Linked DNA regions of Mus musculus: region 2 is linked to region 1. The links are chromatin contacts, found by Hi-C or POLR2A ChIA-PET in ENCODE. All regions are on one chromosome and are shown on one strand. The core of a region is the stretch at or near the end of the contact, and the rest is flanking DNA. Distances in the headings are between cores, read along the strand shown.

Region 1 (3,757 bases), core at 745-3,244:
CTCTGAAATCACCAGGTACACACACAGTGCACAAACATATTCAACAAAACATTCATATGCAAAAAAGACATTCATACACACAAAATAAAAATAAGTAAATCTTAAATTAGGAAGGGGCAGAGTATGAGTTTTAATGCATCATCATTATTTTGTTTTTTGAGACAGGGTTCAGTTCCCACCACACGCATGGCAGCTCACAACTGTCTGTAGTTGGCAGTTCCAGGGTATCTGACAGTGGCAAGCCAAGGCATATAGAATAAAGAGTGCGAGAGCTTTCTGTACAGTGGTGGCGCACGCACACCTTTAATCCCAGCACTCAGGAGGCAGAGGCAGGTGGATTTCTGAGTTCGAGGCCAGCCTGGTCTATAAAGTGAGTTCCAGGACAGCCAGGGCTGTGATAGCTTCCTGTTCTTCCTGAATCCAGTTTCTACTACTCAACATCAAGCAGCTCCAACTCCAGAGGCAGTCAACAGTTCTGGCCTCTGTGAACAACTGCACTTCAGTGCATATACCCGTGCACAGACACATACAGATCATTTCAAAAATAAATCTTAAAAAAAGAAAATGTCCCCATGTATATACTAAAGAGAGGTGATCAAATATAATCGCACGACTGAACTTGTTGGCAGAGACCTATAATTTCAGTTAGTTGGGAAGCAAAGAATGGAAAATTCAAGGCCTGGCCCAGGAAACTTAAGTGGGACTCTGCCTCAGAACAAACTAAACATGAACAAGCAAACAGGCACAAAAAATGCAAAGTAGGAACTCTGAACAGATCCTCGGTTTGGCCACAGTGAAGATGCTCCAATTCAAACAAGTCTGTGTGCCACCATGGTGATCTGAAACATGAAATATGTCCTCAGGATGGGGCTCCGGGGTTGGTGGCAGATATGTTACCTACAGAGGCACCTCACTGGTTCAATATGTCTATTTACACAAATATATAGAGTACTTAAAAAACTTTTTTTTAAAGATAGGGTTTCCCCTAGTAGCCTGGAGCTTAACTATGTATACTATGCTGGTCTTACAGAGACAATTCTTTTTTTTTTTTTTTTTTTTTTTTTTTTTTAGTTATTTCGAGACAGGGTTTCTCTGTGTAGCCCTGGCTGTCCTGGAACTCACTTTGTAGACCAGGCTGGACTCAAACTCAGAAATCCGCCTGTCTCTGCCTCCCGAGTGCTGGGATTAAAGGCGTGCGCCACCACTGCCCGGTTCAGAGACACTTCTACCTCAGGTTTCCATTCCTGGCAAAATAAGGTTATTTTTTAAGTACAGGGAATTGAATCTATGTTGGCCAGTGAGCTGTATCCCAGCCTTGTATATTTCTGTCTCTCTTTCACTTTCTCTCCCCTCTTCAACCCCCCCCCCCTTCTCCCACTCGGTTTCTTTCTTCTCTCCATGCTTTTACACATTTACACACATATATACATACATACACACACACATATATATGCATATATGTGTATGTATATATATATATATATATATACATATATATATATATATATATAGTGCTGGGAATCATATGTGCGCTTAAAAAAACTATGAAAATGTTTAATGTTTGTGAATCTTGAAGTTTCGGTTGCTCATTTTACTAAGCTTAACATTTTACCATGGGAAAATGTAAATTCAAAATAAGTAAGTAGCAGTCGTCCCCCTATCACAATTCATAGTAATGTTCCTTTGGGGAACGGCACAAACCGGAAAAGACGGCTCAAATCATTATTGTGTAGTGTGTACTGTAGCCGGTGACGCGCGGTTTCCAGAGGTCGTAGGTCACGCCGCCTCAGATCTACTTTCTTATTGGAGAAAAATCTGCCGCTCTTACCATAGCAACCAGAACGGACCCGCGCAGTTGATGGGCGGGACTGGTTTGTTTGACCAATCACCTTCCAGTTATCCAGCCTGATCTTGGGCGGACCAATCAAACACATCAAAGGAAGTAGCCATCCCGACATCAAAGGATCACGTAGGACGGCCCATCCTTCCCCCCTTTTTTTCAACTTCCGGTAGCCTCTGGTTGGGTCAGGGAGCGCTGCAAGTCACCCGTGTGCGACTGACGTATTTTTTCTTTCCCGCCCATGGGCCCGGGGTGGGCTGGGCTGCTGCAGGACAAGGGTGGCGGTAGCCCTTCCGTCGTCATGTCCGACACAGACAGCGACGAAGAGTCGGCTGGTGGAGGCCCATTTTCTCTAACTGGGTTCCTGTTCGGCAACATCAATGGAGCAGGGCAGTTGGAAGGCGAAAGCGTCTTGGATGACGTGAGTCGTGGGCCTGGGGCGGCGGGTGCTGTGGCTAGGGAGAACTGGAGACAGCGCGAGAGGGCTCAACTCGGAGGAAGGACGAAGAGGAAAAGTCTTAAGTGTCAGTCACTGATGCTGAGGTGTTGGCTTCGAAGGTAACATTCTCCTTGCCTGGTAGGAAAGATAATAGTTAACTCTAGTAAGGTTATCAGAACCGCCACTGTGGAAGGCCTTCTTAAAGACCCTTGGAACTCTGCTTTTTCTGGCTTTTGCTGATCCTAATGGCTCCAAAGCCAGGACTACGGATGGAACGTGTGTTGTTCGGAACTGATCTGTATGGAATTTAGCAGATTTCCTATATAGTTCTTGAATGTGATGTTTCTTTGAGCAGCACTTCATGAAATAATTTCTCAGATGGATTTGTGACTTTGTTATGAGCAAGGGAAATATACTTGTGTAGGACCTTCAGGTTTAGTTGTTATTTTCGACCCTCATGCTGTCCCCTTTTCAGGAGTGCAAGAAGCATCTTGCGGGCTTGGGGGCTTTGGGTCTTGGCAGCCTGATCACTGAACTCACAGCAAATGAAGAATTGTCCGGGAGTGATGGTGCCCTGGTAAATGATGAAGGTAAAGTGTGGGCCATGGGGAGGACAGTGTGGGTGGGGGGAGGAGATTAGCCTGTTGTACGCTTTTCAGTGGGGATTTTCTAAGGAAGTGATAATTACTTGCTTTCTCTTGAGACGTCTCCCTTTTTATCCATAGGATGGATTAGGAGTAGAGAGGATGCTGTGGACTATTCTGACATCAACGAGGTGGCAGAAGATGAAAGTAGAAGATACCAGCAGACAATGGGAAGCTTGCAACCCCTTTGCCACACAGGTGATTCTCTCTCCGCCCCCCCCCCCCCTTCTTGTTTTCTAGCAATGGGTCTTTCAACATAGCCCTGCCTGACCTGGAACTCATTATGCATGCAAGATTGTCCCAAACTCATAGAGATGCATTTGCCTCTGTTTCCCAAGTGCTAGGATTAGACATGTTCCCCACTACGCTTGGTATTCTTTAATGTTGCAAAATTGGCAGTTTAGTACATTTTCTTCCTGAATAAGTCTGTTTTGGGCTCTGTCTTGTATATTTAATCTCTGCCATTGTTCTTGCCTGCCAATACATTTGCTCTGTATGCTGTTTCCACTGTCAATTCAGTGCCAAGTAGTAGGTATTCTCTTACCAAATTCAAGCTTTTATTTTTATAATGTTCGGTCTCAAATTGTTGATTAATGACAAGGGTGAAAATGATTTCTTGTCATCTCATATATTTTAGTGCCTGTAGATTTGATATAACTATTCTTATATGCTTTTCAAAGTTAAAGATGAAAACAAACCCACTCTTTGCCCTTAAGATTTTAAGATTAAGAAGGGTTATGTTTATAATCTCATGTCAATGAGCAAATGTATTTTGACTCAAATCATTCCCCTATTATACTTCTTTTTCTTCAAAACATAAGTATTTTCCCTGCT
Region 2 (3,472 bases), core at 955-3,454, 420 kb after region 1:
AGAAGGGGCCGATGACACTGGAAGAACTCAGTGCAGAGATTTTCAAGTCTATTCGTCTATCCCTAATACAGTAGAGTTGGAAGTCTATACTCTTTTTTTAAAGCCTCGTTCACTTTATCCCAGTTATCAGTGTGCAGTTCCCACTGCACTCTAAATGCCTACTGCTATGTCCATACCACAATCCATTAAGTACTCTGGATTTAATACTTTGTATAGGGAATTGTCTTTCACTTTATTTTCTCTAAAGTGTTTTTTTTAGCATTCTCTTTGCATGCTTCCTGGCTTTAGAATGAGTTTGTTGAATCCAATGAATAATTTCTGTGGCAATTTAGCTGGAATAGTAGTGAGCTTATAGACTGCTTTAAGGAGACCAGACATTTTTTTTCCTCCTTCGTGCAATGTTTTTCTCCTTTACAAAGACCACCAAAGCCTGCAAGAAAGGGAGCCAGGGCTAAAGAACACATAGAACTCACCTCCCTGACTTACGCCCTCCCCTTATTTGTGTCTGTTTGTGAAGGCCTGAACTTCAGACTCCTGAAGTTAAATATTTATTTTAAATCTTTAACAGGCCGTGAACGCTTAGTCTGTTTTTCAGTAGTACCCACGAATAGAGACAATACCTTCTTTTCCTGATCACAAAGAAAAAGAAGATGTAGTCACGTGCATACCTAGTTAAACACTGTCAGGAAATGGTGGGGTGGTGCCTTTCTAGGTAGAGCTCAGGCTGACAGAAAGTCATGGTGGGTGGGGTGGGTGGGAATACCAGTGGATGCAGAAGCATGAAAGGTTACTCATGTCTAACTTTTTTTCTGTGGCTCTAGAGCACCATGTCCGTTCGGTGGTGCTACTAGCCACAGGTACCCACATGGAAACCAAATGGACCTCGATGCTTGGCTCAGGCTGGAGCTGTCTGAATGATTCATCAGGCTCTCTCAGGGTCAAACCTTAGGTCTACAAAGACCTTCAGCATCACGGGGAAGCAGTCGTTAGCTACAGCTTTCCACACTTTCCTCAAAGGGAACAGTAGGACCTGGATTAGGGTTTCTTTGGCTTCCACAAATGCTGTCTGGGCAAGCAGTGCTGTGCCTACCTATGTTCCATTCAGCCCAGAGGATAGGCCGTGCCCTCACAAATCTGGATTCTCTTCTGCATGTTTATTGTCTCCAAAGCAGAGGTGGGACCTTAGCTGCAGGCTGTGATCTGTGTTTCTTACAGTCTAAGGAAACAAGCAATATATTACTAATAAAGAAAATAAAACAGGCAGTGGCAAACACCAGAGGCGGGTGCAAAGGCGATGTGGACTTTAACTGCATAACTTTTTGATCTACTAGTAAATCCTTCTTAACCCCAGAGCCATGTCCATGTCATGCACTTGATTCAACTGCACATCCTGCCAAGGTTCCAGGGTCATCTTAGTTGCCTCTCTCTCTCCCATCTGTTCCAATTTCTGGTGCACATTCCTAACTCACAGCTCCTGCTCCTATTCCCATGCTTAGGTCTTGTTTTGCTTTGCTTTAGAAACAGTCTCACTATTATTCTTAACTATGTTGCTCTGGCTGTCCTATAACTCACTTTGTAGACCAGGTTGGTCTCAAACTCAAGGAGATCTGCCTGCCTCTGCCTCCCAAGTGCATGTGTCACTATGCCCAGCTCTGTGTCCCGCTCCTTAACTCAAAGCATTTCACACACTCAAGCCCCACACCTGTCTGCCTTTCTCATTAGGAGCTATTTTACAGCTTTTAATTTTGAAATGGTAAATGTTTGCTATAATGCTTGAATTTCAAAGTCCTTTATGACATCATCGTTTAACTGACCCTTCCTGAGTGTGTCTGGTGTGTGTGAGTGGAGGAGGGGTGCAATTTGATGCTGTGGAAAGCCCATCTCACCTGAACTTTGGAGTCACACATAACTGAGTCATATAGCCCCTCCCCTATTCTTTAGCGGTTTGTTCCCTGCCTTCGCCCCCATCTTCCCCTGGTCCTCAGTCTCTATCCCCATCAGAAGTTGTAATGAATCGACGCGAGGTTCTGGTGTGTGTGTGGGGGGGGGGGTGAATAATGCTGGGGTTCATACAGGACTGGGGCCCAGGAGGGCAGAGCAGGCCAAGTGTGCCCCGGCTGGTTTGCGTGAGCAGAGCAGCTCTGTGCAGCTCCGCGCGTCACCAGGCGCGTGCGGAGGCGGCAAGAGCGGCGGGCGGTGAGTCATGGTCCCCGCGCACCTCCGGAACTGGAGGCTGCTTGGCGCAGCACAGCCCCCGCCTAGCTCCCTGCTCCTCCCCGCTCCTGGGGCGGACGGGCGGCATGAAAGCCTGATGCCGGGCGGCAGAGGGCGCTGCTGTGCAGCTGCTGGCAAGCCAAACAAAAAAGGCTGGAGCTGCCTCTGGCTGGGAGGGATGAACAGCAGCCCAGAGGCGGGGCGAATGGGGGAATGAATGCCAGGGCAGCCTTGCTGTTTTTAAGAGAAAGGAAGTGTACTTCAGAATGATTCATCCCTGCACAGAGTGATGGGGCAGTGGATCCCCCTACCCACCGAAGGAGAATGCCTTTCTTGCTTAGCCTAAGCTGTCTAAAGTTAGCAGCATTATCCATTCCTTAGAGAGGGTCCCTGATAGAGCGGGTTACCTCTTTTCAAAATGGATCTGCCCAAGGGACTTAGCCTGCAACCTTCTTTCCTCTGATGATTGCCACTTGAGGAAAGTGGCCTAAGATTTGAGCTGACAGTAATGCAGGGCAAGAGAACGTGCTCTACTTATCGGTGACCAACGTCCCACTGTCGTCGTGTTTTTTTTTGTCTTGAAATTGCTCTGTGTGTGTGTCCTTGAGCTTTTGCTCAGGGTAGAACCCAGAGCCTTGTGCATAATAGATAAGTGCTATTCAACTGAGCAACATCCCCAAACCCAAACTTAAGCACCATCATTCATTCATTCATTCACTGTGAACATCTTCACAATGTTTGAAAGCCAGTCACAGTGCAGAGAAGGAAGAGAACCAAATGTTAAAACAATGATCCTTAGCAGAAAACAGCTTATGCTTGACCCGGGACACCTAAGTAAATACATGCAAGAGCTTCATGCTGCACCTTGGAACTGAGTTGTTTTGGTCGCTGATGCATTCTGGGAGCACACAACAGTTACTGACACACAATAGACACTCATTTGTCCAGGGAATGCTAGAGACGTTCAGGAGAGTACATGGGACCCAGAAGAGTCCAGGATGAAGATGTTAGCCAGATGGAGATTAAGACAGAGAGAAAAGAGCCTTGGCAAAATAGAGGTCTCCATCCTCACCTCCCTGTGCCTCCCTTCCCTCATTCAAGGAGAAAAGCAGAGACCTGGCTCTGAATCTAAATGTGCTTCCAGAAATGAGCCCAAGTGTATAGGTTAGGGCCTGGCCAGAGCTTCTGACCTCTGACTTAGCTCGGCTTCAGATTACAAACTTGCCTATTTTCCGTGCTCCTCTCCCCCCCCACCCCC

The links. A loop is a pair of places that touch in the nucleus more often than their neighbours do. ChIA-PET counts read pairs that join two places held with the same protein, here RNA polymerase II (POLR2A).
Region 2: a loop to region 1 is called in a map of heart, with 2.6 times the contacts of the local background. The contact joins the enhancer-like site here to the promoter of Taf1 in region 1. A Hi-C loop is called at or near these places in 1 of 37 maps with a recorded cell type or tissue (heart). POLR2A ChIA-PET finds 5 or more read pairs at or near these places in 1 of 5 experiments (Patski).

The regions. Positions count from the first base shown.
Region 1 is chrX:101,530,741-101,534,497 of GRCm38, forward strand. Taf1 (TATA-box binding protein associated factor 1) reads left to right here and starts at 1,995. Exons shown (of 39, transcript NM_001290729.1): 1 at 1,995-2,261; 2 at 2,755-2,869; 3 at 3,005-3,121. The coding sequence starts at 2,082.
Region 2 is chrX:101,952,092-101,955,563 of GRCm38, forward strand. The region is part of intron 1 of Nhsl2 (NHS-like 2); the gene reads left to right. Among named protein-coding and RNA genes, the nearest start is that of Gm25828, 41 kb to the left of the region's middle. Within about 2 kb of position 2,205, at least 1 of the 3 ENCODE cell types and tissues checked has a DNase peak (open chromatin) inside an H3K27ac peak, as active enhancers do; it is heart, where a contact is called at or near this core.